2 separate regions of the Homo sapiens genome follow, and region 2 is linked to region 1. Evidence: chromatin contacts called from ENCODE Hi-C or POLR2A ChIA-PET data. All regions are on one chromosome and are shown on one strand. Each heading gives the region's core, a stretch centred on a gene start or an enhancer-like site at or near the end of the contact. The rest is flanking DNA. Distances are from core to core; before and after follow the strand shown.

Region 1 (4,103 bases), core at 1,351-3,850:
ATGGAAGCAGTGTGTTCTGTTCCTCCTGTCTTATATTGTACTTGAGAGTGTGGTGGTGCCCAAGAGGTAGCAAGAACAGTATTTGCAGATTGGGCAATGCAGCCGGGCCTCAAAATAATAAATAAGGTTCAACTGGGAAAAAAGCAACATAACCTATTGAGGGAAAAATAATCCATACGCTATTAATAAGACAAAGACTGTAACTAGCAAAGACAGGAGCATAATTAGGCCTTCAAAACATCAGTATAGGGTATTATTTGGTCAAAAGAATCAATAAAACACCAGTTATTTTTCAGAAAGGAAGGAAATTGTGAAACAGGCAGGTTGTCTAGCTTAGTTTCTTTAGTATCCACATTGTCTCAAAGGAAGTCAAAAGAAGTTCTGGGTGAAGAAACTTTAAAGATGACTTAACAAATCTGGAGCGGATCAAAGGAGAATACTAAAGTAGCATAGGAGACAAAGTTGCTTCTATAGGAGCAAATACTTATGACTGTTTAGTCTGAACAGATGAAATAAGGTAAAGTCAAAGAGCATAATATGACGATGGATGTAGATAGGACACAGGTAAACTTCTTCACCAGACCACCAAGTTTTAGAATAGGAAAGGACAGACTGATGGAACATTATCACTGTGAAAGGAAAATATCTTGGGCCCCCAAAATCACTAAGCTAAAGGGAAAATTCAAGCTGAGAACTGTTTAGGGCATACCTGCCTCCCATTCTATTCAAAGTCATCCCTCTGCTCACTGAGATAAATGCATATCTGATTGCCTTCTTTGGAGAGGCTAATCAGAAACTCAAAAGAATGTGACTGTTTGTCTCTCAGCTACCTGTGCCCTGAAGCCTGTCCCCACTTTGAGTTGTCCAGCTTTTTTGCTTCAAATTGTCCCGCCTTTCTGGACCAAATCAGTGTTCATTTTACATGTGTCAATTGATGTCTCATCCTCCCTAAAATGTATAAAACCAAGCTCTGCTCTGACCACCTTAGACACATGTTGTCAGGACTTCCAGGGGCTGTGTCATAGGTGTGTGTCCTCAACCTTGGCAAACTAAACTATCTAAATTAACTGAGACCTGTCTCAGATTTTCAGGGTTTACATCTGACAAATCTCCTTTCAGTGCTTGGTGCCAACATCAGCTAACTCTATGGCTCAAAACAACAGGACAATTTGCTGAGGTCTGGGAGCAGCACCTCCAGAGAATCCCTTATCTCCCCAAATTTGGTCGAGATCTAAAGTTTATTTTGCTGTACAACTCCATTTTTTGGAGTTTTACTGGCTTTCAACCAGGAAGACAAGATTTCCTGTTTCCATGACGATGACGACGACGATGGAAGGCAGGTAACTCCTTTATGGAGTTTGAGCTCGCTCCCAGCAGGGAAGATGAGTTTTTTCCTACTTCTAGAATGGTAGAAAGCATTCTTCAGCCTGAGACCCATCCCTAGGTAAGCAGCCGCATGGGAGTTTTTGTCTTGACTAAAGTTTAACAACCAGCTGGTCTTAATTTCTCCTTACCATTAGAGCACTCATTGATCATATTGTTGGAGTTTTGTTGTTGTTGTTGTTGTTGTTGTTGTTGTTGGTTGTTCTGGTCTTTCTCCCATCAGATTTGATCAACTCTACCTGACTTGGTCAAATAAGAGTAAGAATTCAAAATTATAGGTAACAAGGTTTCTCTAATCTGGCCCAAATTCCTTACAGCTGCAAAAGAGAATTAAAAAAACAAAAAACAACAACAAAAAAAACGTGCACTTGGTTTTTATGTTTGCTTCCTGCAATACCAAAAAAATCTAGAGAAGGCTTCTAATGACTTGAACTCCTTTAAAGAATTCAAAACAAAGGTGCCACTCACCCCTTTTGGCCTTTTGGGTGTTCTGTTTTCTTTGGGGAGTTTTAAGAGCCATGGGCAGATTCTTCTTTGGTCTAAAGCTCTGTTTTCCTGTATTGCATGACCTGACCTCTATGGATTTGGGAATACCAGAGATAACCTTGCACTGTGAGAGGATTTGATGTTGGTGTGTATAATGTCGAATGACAGCTACAAATTTACAAGCAGCTGAATACAGTTTACAGGACCTGGTCTTGGCTGTCTTTATTTCCTTTCTTGCCTAGGAAGTTATTTGCTTAAGGATCCTAATTCTAGTTCGGAGACGCATTCTAAAGGGTTTTCTTTATTGCTTTTTCTCCCAAAATAATCTCAATTCGGTTCGTCTGTGTGCATTTGCATGAGGAACTGAACTGTTGTTTTCATAGGTAAATAAGAGACAGAGTTTTCTCAGTTCTGAAAAGAAAAGGCCTCCCAGCCGAAAGGCACCCATGGGTGACGGGGGCCTTCGTGAGAGTGTCTGAGGGGTTGACCCCTATGACATGCAATGGCCCTGCAGGAAAATCCCCAACAAAAATTAATTTTAAAAATGGCTCATCCAGGAAACACATATAAGGGCTGATCACCCGGCATTTTGAGCCCTCTCAGAGGTCTCAAAAGAGAGAGAAACTGAGACACATAAGGGGTGGAAACAATTCAGTGGTGACACACTATGGAGTCCTGCCTACAAGCAGCATGCATCAATCCACCACACAAAAACCCCAGGCCACAGCTCATTTCCTCCTTTTAAGACCAAAAAAAAAAAAAAAGAAAAGCAGGAAACAGATAATCTAAGAATTAGGAGAAAACAAGGAGAATGACCTGCTTTCAAGCACTATGTAGGTTTTATGGCACTTCTACTTGCCAGAATAAAATGAAAGTAATATGGTCTTTGTGTACATTTACATTAATGAAAAAGTGCCCTGAGGTCAACCTGCAAACTATAGAGTTCCTAGGTTCCCTTTATCTCCATTTTCATTTCTGCCTGCTTTAAATCTGCTGTTACTTTTCTACTGAGATAAAAACAGCTGTTTGGATCTAACAGGTATTCTTTTTTTAATTTTTTTATTTTTGCAAGCTGGCTAATGTGTATGTATCAAAAGGCTAGAGTACTGAGGTAAAAGCTATAGAATCTTCGTGTGTGTATGTGTATATGCATATGTGTATGTGTATACATTTGAGGGCCTTTATAATAGACTTCTATAATTTTATGTTTAATCAGCCATTAAATCCGTTTTAATTTTCCTCTAGCTCACCAGACTTTCTCTTCATACCTTATGACGTAAATTTTGTTATCTGATTAAAGGAGTTGTTTCCTTTAATATGCAAATTTAAGGCTATTTAGCTGACAATGGCCTAGGGTAAGGTTTTTTTAAAAAAGGAAAAGAAAGAAGTCTTTATGAATCTATAAGATGTACTTCTACTGGCATGCCTAATACTTCTATATATTTATGTGTTGTGTATACAATGTTTCACTACTAAAAATATATAAAAGAGCTGTAATTAATTGGCTTAACAAAAAAGGAATTAAAATCAGATACTAAACAAAAGACTAGTAAAATGCTTTTTCAACTTCATATTACTTAAGTAAAATCTTTAATAAATAAGCTGGCTTTAAAATTATTGGTAAAATAATATTAGAAATGTCATAAGAATTTGACAGTATACATTTTTGTTAGCATTTATTAGTCAAGCAATTTTATACTTATCCCTGACAAGTACTCCAAGGTGTCAAAATTTGGCATAGAGGTTACAAAACTATAAATCCAGGCCAAAACAGAATGATCTTTGCTTGTGTAATCTTTAATTAAATAAGACATTAATATTGGTTTATTAAAAATAGCTACATCTTGAATTTAATAAGATTATCATAACTTCTAATCTTGTGGCTTTAGGCGGTCTAGTCCACAGGCAGTAAAGTTTGTTATTGCCTGTTTTTAAAGCTAAACTATAAATTCCTCCCAAAGTTAGTTCAGTCTACACCAAGGAATGGACAAGGATAGCTTGAAGGTTAAAAGCAAGATGGAGTCAGCTAAGTCAAATTTTCTTCACTGTCTCAGTTATAATTTTGCAATGACAGATCCATAACTTAAATGATAACTATCACAGTTTTCATAAACACTCTAGGTAAACATTTAAATAAAATAATTAGGTAAATGTAATAGGATAAATATTTGTACACAAACTTGTTAAAATTTAGAATCTAAAGTTATATTAAGTTAAATAATAGATATGTTATT
Region 2 (4,220 bases), core at 460-2,959, 70 kb before region 1:
CCTCCCAAAGTGCTGGGATTACAGGTGTGGGCCACTGTGCCCAGCCGAAGACTTTACTGTTAACACTGGTATGTCTTCATGGGCTAAACCATATACTATGAGACCAGAAAAGAAAGACAAGTAGCCAGAGGACAGAAAGAGAAAACAGCAGCCATAGTACCCAGCATGACTCACAAGGTCTAGCTGCATATATGGCTCTTTGGTTCTCTTTCTGGTTGAGCAAACTAGAGTGGATTTATGTTACTGGCAATCAAAAGAATCTTGCCTACATCTATAATTGATAATACACTTAGCTGGACTTAGCTTAGTACATATCTTTTCACTTCCCACATCCCCACTGTCATCTTATGTCTCTAACCACATGACTTCCTCCTATCATAGCAAACGGAGAACAGAAAACTTAGACTGAAAAAGCGCCCCTAGTTCTCCAAATTTAATATTTTAGTTAATAGTATAAATACAGAAAACTTATATTCAACATACCCTGTTCAAAGCTGCTAGGACCAGTTTGTGAATATCATTCTTGAAACACTGTTTTTTAACCATATTTAGCTTATGATGAAATTCTGTATCCTCCCTGGATTCTTCTGGCATGCCTAAATGCACAGATAAATAAATAAAGAAAGAATTTTCTTATAAACATTTGAGTTGAACAGACTGTTACTTTCTAGAAATTGTCATAATTAATCTCACAATATATGTGTTGTACTTTTTTCTAGTACATGTTTCCTTATCAAATAAATAACCAGAAATTTTAAGGAATCTATAAAAATAGTTCATCACTGAATATAAAATAAATATAATGTGTAAGAATGCTTACTGAATTTGAAGTAGCAAAAAATTACGATGGTGAAGAAATTTTCTGTAGCAAACAATCACTTTTTTGTGTGAGTAGGCTGTGCTTTAAGATGCTGGAAGATTTTTATGCAACAATGGACAACATGAGAAAAGCTCAGAGTTACTTGGACCACAACATAAAAAGGCAGAAATGAAATATAGACAAAAAAGAGTAGCTGGAATAATCGTAGCAAAAAATAAGATTTGAGTTTCAGTATTAAGGTGGTAGAGAACATGTCATTTTTTAGAAGTTCTGTAAAGGCTATATAATAGCATTGCTATTTTAAAAAATCATATTCTTTATTAAGCTACACTGTAGCTGAACTATGCTAAAAACACTACAAGTCAAAAATGTGGTAATGTAACATATAATTAAAATTATTATGAATGAATAATGTTTTCCAAACCTAAGATTATAGACATAAATATTAATAAAAAATCATTTATGATCTTCCACTTTAATAATCTGCATTAATGCAAACTGTAAGCTGGCTACAACAGGCTTTTCATTTATTTAAGAAGCATCTGAATTCCAATTACATGCCAAGGATTTTGTTAATGCTGGGAATACTATGGTAAGGAAGGCAGCCTTGATAACCACCCTCCTCCAACTTTCAGTCCTTATTTTAAAATGTACTCAAAGAGGTTCTGACATTCACCTCTTGCCGTGTGGTCTGGGGCAAGTCCCTTAAACTGTCTGTGTATCATTTCCAGTGAGCAAGACCACAGTAACTTCTGAGGCTGCCTATTACACCTTAAGAAGATGTGACCACTAAAACTGGCCTGAGTAGTAAAAACATCATGCTACATGTAATGGGTCTTATTTAACATCTTCCTTAAATTAAGACCAAATGAACATTCCTGTAAATTTCTTCTCCAGTCTTTGTTCTATCACTTGAGGTCCTACTATTCAAATGGATATAATTTCCTTTCTACATAACAGTCCTTTAGGTCGTGTGGACTGTAAATTTTTTTGAGAGCAGTATCCATAATCTCATCATCTCCCGATACCTTAAGGATTCTAGACATAGTGCTTTAAATACAACAGTTGTTCAGGACAAGATTGTTGCACAAATATTTATTTTAAAATGCCTACTCTGGAGTCAGCCTGCATAAGCTGAAAATCTGGTGCTGTTATATCAGGCCTGACCTTAAAAATCTCTACAATTCTATGCCTCAGTTTTGTAGTCCATACAATACCAAAATAATAATAATAATAATATCTGCCTCATGGAGTGCTGTTAGAATCAGAAGAGATAATATACTTAAAATACTTCAAACAATGCCTAATACTTTTTAAGTCCTCCATATTGTTTGGTATTATTACTGTTACTGGTTATAAGTAAGTAGATTTGAATAGAGTTTCATATCCCTTTGAGTCATCTCTTCTTCAAATAAAACAATCTCAGTTCCTCTTATTGCTCTTTTTGATGTGCTTTTATCTCCCTAATCACTCTCCTCTATATACTTCCCAATTTGCCTATATCCCTTCTTAAAGAATTTCACATTATTTCCTCTAAAACTAGCAGTAACTCAAGAAACAAGTCAAATGATATTTTATTAAAGTAACTGGGTCTTCATTATTATTTTCTTAAAGCAACCAGCTCAATGTCTATATAACAAGTTATTATAAAGTAGAAGAGAAAAAGTACAGTAATAGATTGAAAGAAACTTAAGATATATGCACTAGATGCAATATGCTATCCTTAATTGGACCCTAAATTATACACATTTGCCATAATGTACATCTTTGCCACTAAAAAACCTGAATATAATCTAGCTAATAAATGAATACATGTACACCTAGGTATCTCATAAGAACCTCAACTTAACATGTTCAAACCAGAATCATATTCAACCTCAAAACTACTGGAGTATTGCTACCATAGTTACTTGTTGATACCTAGAATGATACGGTACTGCACGGCATGGTACATTACGTTGGGTACAGTACAGTATGGTGTACTGTGGTAGTATAATATGTTAGCATACAGTAAATGATTAAGCCTTTACCTACTAGAAGAATGTACTTACATACTGATATGCTTATAAAATGTATTTTTTTACATTAAGTACAGTCCTCAAGTGATTATTTTCAAGGGCACCCATAATACATCTGATTGATTGTTAACTAACAATTTTCCTTCAGGATCAGTTTAAGAACAATAAAAGAAAAGAAATACTGTATTCAAAACTTGCTTTTGGACTAAAAGAGTATTATTTTATTAACTAACAGAAACGGTTTTTGAGTGTCCTTTGGTTATCTTTAAAACCCAAAACCTCCCTCAAAAGAATAAGGCTGTCAACTTTAAGGATAATCAAAAGGCATTTTTATTGTTTTTAATTACAATCTAAAAATAAAATTCAATAAAACATGCAATAATATTTTCAAGTAAAATTACATCTGTTACATTACGTCTCAAAACTAAGCTGAAACTATGAATAGGACACCATGATTCAATTTTTAAAATACTGATTGAATAGCCACCAGAGGACTGGGGGGCCCAGAAAAAAATGACTGAAGAAAGCTCTGTCCTTGAAAAAACTTTTATATTGAGTAATACTCTTATACAGAGAAACAAAATACCTATATAACTAGAGAAAATGATAGATTTAGGAAGATTTCATTTTAAAAGAACAAAGCAAAAATGACTTCAAAAGATTGGGAACTTCACAGAACAAAGTATCATCCCTCATACTTAGGGATCACGATGTCACATCAAACAGATCTCCCAACCATCTGTCCAATCTGCCCTCTCATCTGTGTTTCCATTGCTGGGTCCCTTCACTGGGTCTCACTTGACTACCATGGACCTCCAACCCAATCTCCTTGTATCTAGTCTCTCTCCCTGTCTATCATCCTCTGCACCACAATGCTATTGTCTTTAGTTGCAAATTTCGGTGTGACACTACAATCTGCAAACAATTTTAATAAACTTGGGTTGGCTTCCATTTTTAAAAGGCAAAAAATTTTTAGCACTGCATTCAAGGCCCTTTTCTTTGGGCCTCAGCCTTTCCTTCCACACTCATCCCCAAGCACTCCTCTCCTTATCCTCCATGCCTCACTCACCCCCGACCATGTGCACTTTCTTCTGCTTGAAATGTCTTCCTTGGCCTTTCTACCAGGCCAGCTCTATCTACCCTTCCACCTCAAATATTACAATCTCTGTCCTACTCCTTTGAAGAAATTATTTGTGCCTCCATCGATATTCTCAAAGCCTTTTATATATGCATCTATCATCGCCTCTCTCACGCTGCCTGTTAATTATCTATTTACACTTCCATCTACCTCTAAGCTCCTATAATAGTACAGTTGTGCTTTTTTTCCAATTCATCTTTTAAAGTTTAACAGCATCACAGTGCTTAGAACATAAGAAGCACTT

What was found. A loop is a pair of places that touch in the nucleus more often than their neighbours do. ChIA-PET counts read pairs that join two places held with the same protein, here RNA polymerase II (POLR2A). Pooled maps may share reads with other maps.
Region 2: a map of B cell shows a loop between it and region 1 (4-fold over the local background). The contact joins two enhancer-like sites. A Hi-C loop is called at or near these places in 1 of 168 maps with a recorded cell type or tissue (B cell), 13 of 37 single-sample maps with no recorded cell type and 7 of 50 pooled maps. POLR2A ChIA-PET finds 5 or more read pairs at or near these places in 2 of 52 experiments (GM12878 and OCI-LY7).

What each region holds. Positions count from the first base shown.
Region 1 is chr12:40,191,313-40,195,415 of GRCh38, reverse strand. The region is part of intron 1 of LRRK2-DT (LRRK2 divergent transcript); the gene reads left to right. Among named protein-coding and RNA genes, the nearest start is that of LRRK2-DT, 30 kb to the left of the region's middle. Within about 2 kb of position 2,600, at least 4 of the 41 ENCODE cell types and tissues checked have a DNase peak (open chromatin) inside an H3K27ac peak, as active enhancers do; they include B cell and OCI-LY7, where a contact is called at or near this core.
Region 2 is chr12:40,260,165-40,264,384 of GRCh38, reverse strand. It overlaps LRRK2 (leucine rich repeat kinase 2), which reads right to left. Exons shown (of 51, transcript NM_198578.4): 14 at 484-596. Among named protein-coding and RNA genes, the nearest start is that of LRRK2, 37 kb to the right of the region's middle. Within about 2 kb of position 1,709, at least 2 of the 41 ENCODE cell types and tissues checked have a DNase peak (open chromatin) inside an H3K27ac peak, as active enhancers do; they include B cell and OCI-LY7, where a contact is called at or near this core.